2 separate regions of the Homo sapiens genome follow, and region 1 is linked to region 2. Evidence: read pairs that join two places in POLR2A ChIA-PET (ENCODE). Cell type or tissue: HepG2. All regions are shown on one strand. Each heading gives the region's core, and the rest is flanking DNA. Links, peaks and the distances in the headings are about the cores only. Region 1 overlaps COL4A5 (collagen type IV alpha 5 chain). Region 2 overlaps COL4A6 (collagen type IV alpha 6 chain).

Region 1 (4,401 bases), core at 161-4,160, 210 kb after region 2:
TGGTACGATTTGGTTCCATAGACTGGTACCTGTCCATGGCCCGGGGGTTGGGGACTCCTAAGAGATAGGTCTGACTCTGTGCCTAGGCTACACTGCACTGGGGCAGTCATGGCTGACTGCAGCCTTGATCTCCTGGGCTCAAGCAATCCTCCTGCCTCAGCCTCCTGAGTAGCTGGGATTACAGGTGCAAGCCACCACACCTGGTGGTCATTGTTTATACATCTTTTCAGTGGAGAGAGCTAAGAAATATAAAAATAAATTCACATACACCCTCCCAAGACTGAACCAGGAAGAAATGGATTCCCTGAACAAACCAATAACAAGCTCCAAAGTTGAATCAGTAATAAATAGCCTACCAACAAAAAAAAGCCCAGGACCAGGTGGATTCACAGCCGAATTCTACCAGATGTACAAAGAAGGGATGACACTGTTCCTACTGAAACTATTCCAAAAATTTGAGGAGGAGGGACTCCTTCCCAACTCATTCTATGAGGCCAGCATTATCCTGATACCAAAACCTGGCAGAAACACAACAACAACAACAAAAAAAAAAAAAAGAAAAAAAAAAAAAGAAAACTTCAGGCCAATGTCCCTGAACATCAGTGCAAAAATCCTCAACAATATAGTTGCACACAAAATCTAGCAGCACAACAAAAAGCTAATCCACTGCAATCAAGTAGGCTTCATCCCTGGGATGCAAGGTTGGTTCAACATACACAAATCAAGAAATGTGATTCATCATGTAAACACAACTAAAGACAAGTCCACATGATGATCTCAATAGATAATGCAGAAAAGGCTTTTTATAAAACTCAACATTCCGGCCGGGCATGGTGGCTCACGCCTGTAGTCTCAGCACTTTGGGAGGCAGAGGTGGGTGGATCACAAGGTCAGGAGATCAAGACCATCCTGGCTAACATGGTGAAACCCTGTCTCTACTGAAAATACAAAACATTAGCTGGGCATGGCAGCATGCACCTGTAGTCCCAGCTGCTGGGGAGGCTGAGGCAGGAGAATGGCGTGAACCTGGGAGGTAGAGCTTGCAGTGAGCCTAGATCACACCACTGCATTCCAGCCTGGGCGACAGAGCGAGACTCCATCTCAAAATAAACAAATAACCAAAAACTCAACATTCCTTCATGTTGAAAACTTTCAATAAACTAGGTATTGAAGGAACATGCCTCAAAATAATAAGAGCTCTCTGTGACAAACCCACAGCCAACCTCATACTGAATGGGCAAAATCTGGAAGCATTCTCCTTGAAAACCAGCACAAGGCAAGGATGCTCTCTCTCGCCACTTCTATTCAACATAGTACTGGAAGTCCTGGCCAGAGCAGTCAGGCAAGAGAAAGAAATAAAGGGCATCCAAACAGGAAGAGAGGAAGTCAAACTATTCCTGTTTGTAGACGATATGATTCTATATCTAGAAAACCCCAGAGTCTTGGCCCAGAAGCTCCTTCAGCTGATAAACAACTTTGGCAAAGTTTCCAGATACAAAATCAATGCAGAAAATCACTACCATTCCCATACACCAACAACAGCCACACCAAGAGCCGAATCAGGAAGGCAGTCTCATTCACAATTGCCACAAAAAGGATGAAATACCTGCTAATACAGCTAACCAGGGAGGAGAAATATCTCTACAATGATAATTACAAAACACTTCTCAAAGCAGTCAGAGAAGACACAAACAAATGGAAAAACATTCCATGCTCATGGATAGGAAAAATCAATATCATTAAAACGGCCACACTGCCCAATGCAATTTACAGATTCAGTGCTATTCCTATCAGACTACCAGTGACATTCTTCGCAGAACTAGAAAAAACTAGTTTTAAATTCATGTAGGACCAAAAAAAAAAAAAAAAAAAAAAAAGACAAGAAAGAGCCTGCATAGCCAAGGTAATCCTAAGCAAAAAGAACAAAGCTGGAGGCATCACATCACCCAACTTCAAACTACACTACAGGGCTACAGTAACCAAAACAGCATGGTACTGGTATAAAAAACAGGCACATAGACCAATGGAACATAATAGCCCATAAATAAGGCTTCACTCTGCAACCATCTGATTTTAGACAAATATGACAAAAGCAAGCAATGGGGAAAAGACTTTATATTCAATAAATGGTGCTGGGATAACCAGCTAGCCATAAGCAGAAGATTGAAATTGGACCCCTTCCTTACATCACATACAAAAATCAACTCAAAATGTATTAAACAATTAAATGTAAAACTCAAAACTGTAAAAACCCTAGAAGACGATCTAGGCAATACCAATCTGGACATGGGCATGGGCAAAGATTTCATGACAAAGACACCAAAAGCAATTGCAACAAAAGCAAAAATTGGCAATGCGATCTAATTAAACATAAGAGATTCTGCACAGCAAAGAGCAAAAGAAACTATCAACAGACTAAAAAGACAACCTACAGAATGGGAGAAAATAGCTTGCAGACTATGCATCTGACAATGGTCTAATATCCAGCATCTATGTTCTCAGTTATAAGTGGGAGCTAAATGATGAGAACACATGGACACATAGAGTGGAACAACACACAATGGGGTCTTTCAGAGAGTGGAGGGTGGGAAGAGGGAGAGGATCAGGAAAAATAACTAATGGGTACTAGGCTTAATATCTGCGTAATTAAATAATTTGTACAACAAACCCCCATGGCACAGTTCACCTATGTAAGTAACCTGAACTTGTACCCCTGAACTAAAAAGTTAAAACAAATTTAAAAAACAAATTTACAAGAGAAAAACCAACAACCTCATTAATAAGTGGCCAAAGGACATAAACAGACACTTTTCAAAGAAGACAAAACATGCGGCCAACACACATGAAAAAATGCTCAATGTCACTGATCATTAGAGAAATGCAAATAAAAACCACAGTGAGATACCATCTTACACCAGTCAGAATGGCTGTTTTTTAAAAGTCAAAAATAACAGATGCTGTTGAAGATGTGGAGGCAAAGGAGCACTTATACACTGTTGGTGGGTCTGTAAAGTAGTTCAACCATTGTGGAAAGCAGTATGGCAATTCCTCAAAGAGCTAAAAACAGAACTACCATTGCACCCAGCAATCCCATTACTGGGTATATACCCAGAGGAATATAAAGCATTCTGCCATAAAGAAACATGCACACAAATGTTCATTGTCACACTAGTCACAATAGCAAAGACATGGAATCAACCTAAATGCCCATCAGTGACAGATTACATAAAGAAAATGTGGTACATTTACACCATGGAATACTATGCAGGCATAAAAAAGAATGATCTCATGTATTTTGTGGGAACAGAGATGGAGCTGGAGGTTATTATCCTTAGCAAACTAATGCCAGAACAGAATACCAAATGCTGCATGTTCTTACTTGTAAGTGGGAGCTAAATGATGAGAACTCATGAACACAGAAGGAAATAATAGACACTGTGGCCTATGTGAGGGTGGAGGCTGGGAGGAGGGAGAAGAGCAGATAAAATAAATATTGGATACTAGGCTTACTACCTGGGTGATGAAATAATCTGTACAACAAACCCCCGTGACAAGACTTTACCAATATAACAAGCCTGCACATTTACCCCAGCACCTAAAATAAAAGTTAAAATAATAATAATTTAAAAAGTACTTTGTAATCTTAAAAAATTAACACACATAAAACCTTATGAGTTTATACTGATACTTGCAATTCAAATGCAGTGCCATATATATAGACTTCTGGTTAACTTTTTTTTTCCTGTTCCATCCTTTGTCTTTCCCACCAAGAATTGTGCTTTTTAAGGCCAGAAGGGATGACAGAATTAGAATACCCTGAAAGTATTCATTTATCTTATTTCACAATAGAAATACAGCAGCCTCAGAATAACAATACGAATACTACCACCATAGTCGGATGAATATTAAATAAAAGCAGGAAAGGAATTAGAACAGAGAGAAAAGGGGAGGAAGGAATAATAGATACCATTCTATTGAAGGTTTGGTGGCTATTGGTAGTTTTCCTCATTCTCATATTTTGCCTTTGTGATACCTTGTCTCCCAAAGTTTTATGAAACATTCATGTGTTTTTGGTTTTGCTTTAGTTCCTCTATTTTTACTGTCTATGTACTTTTCATACAACTTTTTGTTTATTTTTTAAATTTTATTTTTTAATTGACAATAATTGCACATATTCATGGGGTGCATAGTGATGTTTCAAAACATATTATGTGTAGTGATCAGATTTGGTAACTAGCATATCTATCATCTCATACCTTTATTATTTCTTCATGTGGTGAATATACAATATCTTCCTTCTAGCTATTTGAAACTATATATTATTGTTCAAAACTACAAAGAAGTTTAAAGAATAGTACAATGAACCCTTGTATACTTTTCACCCAGATTCACCAATTTTTA
Region 2 (4,401 bases), core at 238-4,237:
GGTTATTGCATATGGGTGATAATGCAAGTGAGTAGGAGTGGGGTTTTGGATGGTCAGGGATTGGAAACATATGGGTTTTATTTAATGACGTTTCCAAGTCAGGGTCCAAATTATGGATGTTTTCTTGGTATGAGTGGTAAAGTGGATAAGGGAGAGACTAGCCACCATTTAATGCCACAGTTGGTGGTAGTTAATGGCTTGAATATTATATAAAAATCTAGACATTCTGTTTTTAGTGGAAAAAAGAAACTTGGTTCAAAGATCCTATTTGGTTATTACCTCATTTTAACTGAAAATGCTGCCAAATTATGTTATCAGAACGATCAGCAACACCTAATGGATGCTTTGAGTGTTCAAAAGTTTTCTAATAGATTTGGGTTGTGTGCTTTCTCTAATGACTATCCCTAAGGGACCATATTCTCTGGGTAATATAAATGCCACTTGCAAATTTGTAAAGATGGTGGTAGGAGCAGGAAAGTGTATAAAGTTACTCAAAGTTCAAGATGACTGAAAATTAAGTTAATCCAGTACTGTGAGAAAAGTGAATTTATGTTGTTCACTCTGTCAAACCCAACAGATAAGCTCTGTTCATGCTAATATTTGGCCACAGGCCCACTTCTCCTCCATACCTAGGCAAGGAGGTATTGGGATGATTAATGGGTGAGAATTGCTACTCCTTCCCTTTCGTGGTCCTATCATTTCTGAATCAGAGAGTGAAAATGGGTAGGGTATGACCTCCTACTGCATGTCTGTTCCTCTGAGCCTCTAGCCACCCACCTCTAACCTCAGTAAAACTCTTTATAAAATATTTCTCCTCTCACGCCATCTTCAGCTAATCCTGCCCATTGGAAACTGTTTTCTGGATATTGGCTATATATTGTTCTATTGAACAAAGCTCTATACAAAGGAGAACCAAGACAAAGTACCATTAGTCTGATTTTCAAGGGGCTCATAATCAGTAGGGGAGAATAATTGTAATAGCAATAACATCAATGCTAACAGTCGTAGTGATGGTGGTGATGACTATTGAGTACTTAATGTGTGCTAAGCACTTTAAACAATTATCTCTTTTAATCTTCATAGTAAATATTATTTGTTGATTCATTCATTCAACAAAACAAATCAGACCAAGCCCTCTACTCTTGGAACAAAGGAAATGTGAAGCTTTGTCCACCAAGGTAGGAAAATAATCAAAGGAATAGTATCCTGGAAGTCAAGCAAAGAAAGTTTTTCAAAAAAGAGAGAGTGAAAAGGCATTTTAAATGCTGATGGTAGGTCAAGTAAGATGAGGACTGAGAGATTACCATTGTAATTAACAATGTGTTTGTCACTTGTGACCTTTATAAGAAAGGAGTGGTAGCAACGAAAGCCTGATTAGAATAGGTTCAAGAGAGAATTGGGAAAGTGGAAATTTTGAGTATAAACAAATATTTCAAGAAATTATGCTATAAGGGGAACAGGGAAATAGGATGGTAACTATAGGAGATGGTGGAGTTAAGGGAGGGTTTGATAATACTCAAATCTAATAATTAATGGAGTGCTTACTTTGTGCCAGGCACTATGTTAATTGCTTTAAAGGTATTAGCCTATTTAATTATCTTAACAACCCTGAAAGATAGGTAATATTATTCTCAAGTCACAGATAAATAAATTGAAGTTCAGAAAATAGCTAAACCATTCACCTAATGCAGAGTTTCTTAACCTTGGCACTACTGACATGTTGGGCTGGATAATTCTATGTTGTGAGGGGCTGTCCTGTGCATTATAGGATGTTTAGTAGCATCCCTGTCCTCTACCCACTAGATGCCAGTATGACCCCACCAGTTGTGGCAACCAAAAATGTTCCCAGACATGGCCAAATGTTCCCTGGGGGGCAATATGGTTGAGAATCAATGGGTAAATGTGTATCATTTACACATCTAGTAAATGATAGAACCAGGGCTTAAAAGATTAGCTATCTGACTCCAAAATCCATGCTCTCAACCACTGCCCTTACTTGTATTCCCCAAATGGCAAATTTCTCTACCCTGTTCTGGGTCCCTGTGGGCCCCTGGGAAGTGGGAAGAAAATCTGGTCTCTAGAGTGAGGGGCAACTTACACTCAAAGATATTTTTGTTTGCACTGCAATTAGTGTTCCTGCTCACAAGTTCCTTGGCTCAGGCTTGCATGCAGTCCCTCCCCTCCCCTCTGCTTCTCTTCCCTTCCCTCCCCTCTCCTGTCTTCTCCTTTCTATCCCATCTCGTCCCCACACCTCTTTTTCTCTCTCTCACGTGTGTGTGTGAGTACACACACCACACACACACACACACACATCTTGCCTTCATAATCAAGGAAAGACTTTTCAAAAACACTCTTCAGAGTTTAAGTCTCTTCTTTACTGTGGGCCTGTTTCCCCATATGTAAGATGAAAGGGTCAGACTAGATGATTGCCCTTCTGGCTCTGCCAACTGTTCTGTGAGTCTAGCGCTCTCCCTTTCTTCATGAGGTAAATACTTTTGTTGGGGGGAATGAGGGGGGTGTTTGGAACAAGGGACGTTTTAGGCCTTCCAGTGTAGAAGCTGGTGCAAAGTTCCCAGGCTGCGTTTGTCTTTGTGCCGTGTTTGCTTCAGAACTGCCTTCTCCTGTCGCTCAGGGCCGAAGGCCACTCTGGCTCTGGCCGTGGCCTGGCTTGGTGGGGCGGCGGGTCAGACAGGGCATTGTCCAGGGCTACCTTGGCAGCCTGGGCTGGCAGGGGGAATTTCTGTCGCTTCTGCTCTGTTTCCCGCCTGGCCTCCGGGCCCTCTCCCTGGGCGGCCTCACCACTGACCCTGGGAGGTCACCTCCCAGCCACGGGTGGGTGATGGCGCTGCAGGGATGGCTGTGTGTGGGAACGGGTGCTGTTCTCGGGGATCCCCGAGGAGCAAGGATCTTTCGGGGATGCTGTGAAGAGCCCATGCTGATCCCAGGGCGGGATCAGGTTCCCCTCAGGAATCTGGGAAACTCTCAAGGAGGCCCTGCGGGGGCTGGTTAAACTGTCTGGGGTCTGGGGGCGTTGGGTCATTGGACTGTAAATGCAGGGAGGGGGCAGGCGGACTTGCCACATTGCAGGCTCTGGTGCCTCCAAGGGACCTTGGAGGCCTTCAAGTCTCCTTGCTCCTTTTATGAAGGAGGAGGAAGAGGGAGAGACGGGCTTCTATTCTGCTCTCAGAGCTCTGGCTCAGTTTGGACTTGATTTAAAAAGTAAAATTCAGGGAGAAGTTTAAATTTCTTACTCTGGTACCAATTACAGGAGCAATGGGACCCCAGTTCTGATAATGGATCGCATCAGATCACTAAACTGTCTGCCACATGCCTCCAAAAGCAACCCACGTTAGGCATCTTGGGACTCTGTGTCCTCCTGCTGTTGAGCCTCTTCTTATGTTTATTATCTGTGTCTTTGTGGTACCTTTGTGGTTCCTGAGGGGTCAATATTAGTATCTATGTGGATATGCAGGTTTAAGCACATTTCTGAATTCATAGAGTGTCTGAATGGGTTTTAAGAATAGCAAATGTTGCTGTGTATATGTGTGGCTTTTCTCTCTGTATATTTTCAGTTAATAATTCTTCAACTGAATTTCAAAGGCCACGTTTAACCCCTGGCTTCCTTTCCTCCCTGAGCTTTGTGAAGTTTAAGGCTCTGTTCTTAAAGCAAAGGGGCCCTGTCTGGGGAGCCTGTTTAGACCTGTCTCTTCCTTTTGTTTGCTTTCTTTTTGTCTCTCTCTGGGGAAACCTGGCTCCTGAACCCTGGTTACCCCTTATTCCTCTCTGGGCCCCACAGCATGTTCCTCCACAGCTCCCTCCCTTGCTCATAGCTGTATTGGCATTCCCCCAACAACTTGTGAAGGGGGTAGCAATCACTGACTCGTGTCAGCTCTGAGAGAGAACCTAACTGAAGTAATGGAATGCAAAGTCACTACAATTACTTGAACTAGCAAAGACATGTACAAGGACAGAGACCACAATTTCTTTGATAACCAAACATACATTAATCTTTCTTGGGGCTAAAGAAATGAGCATTTTTTCTTTTGGTCTTCAAAAATTAAAAAGTAAAACTGAGCTTATAAGGCTGAGGATAAAAGGTGTAAAGGCTGTCATAGCAAAGCCTAGGGCTTAGCTAAGTCCACCGTAGGAGCCTGCCATGGTCACAGCCAGTAATTCAGGATAAGGGCACAATTCTAAGGTACTCTGCAGACTTTTCTGCTGACCAAGCTTTAAAATCTGTTTTATATGAGACAATGACTTCCTTCTTTCATGATTCCCCAAACTCTGCCTTATACTTATAACCCCCACAATAAAATTTGTCAGGTAGGAAACAGATGCTCTTTCAGGACCCTTTGAGTTGGTCTTTCTCCCTGGGCATCATAGTAATTACAGGAGCTTTTA

Evidence for each region. ChIA-PET counts read pairs that join two places held together with the same protein. Peaks named below come from ENCODE experiments on the same cell type or tissue, not always from the same donor. Only the 100,000 strongest peaks of a DNase experiment are listed, where the experiment ranks them.
Region 1: POLR2A ChIA-PET joins it to region 2 with 7 read pairs; 2 of 35 experiments call an interaction of 5 or more read pairs at or near these places.

What each region holds. Positions count from the first base shown.
Region 1 is chrX:108,506,705-108,511,105 of GRCh38, forward strand. All of the region lies in intron 1 of COL4A5 (collagen type IV alpha 5 chain), which reads left to right. Among named protein-coding and RNA genes, the nearest start is that of COL4A5, 69 kb to the left of the region's middle. In HepG2, for the core only: no CTCF peak of the experiment used is centred there; no DNase peak of the experiment used is centred there.
Region 2 is chrX:108,295,679-108,300,079 of GRCh38, forward strand. The region is part of intron 3 of COL4A6 (collagen type IV alpha 6 chain); the gene reads right to left. Among named protein-coding and RNA genes, the nearest start is that of COL4A6, 140 kb to the right of the region's middle. In HepG2, for the core only: no CTCF peak of the experiment used is centred there; DNase peaks (open chromatin) are centred at 2,553 and 3,763; H3K4me3 peaks cover 1,770 bases.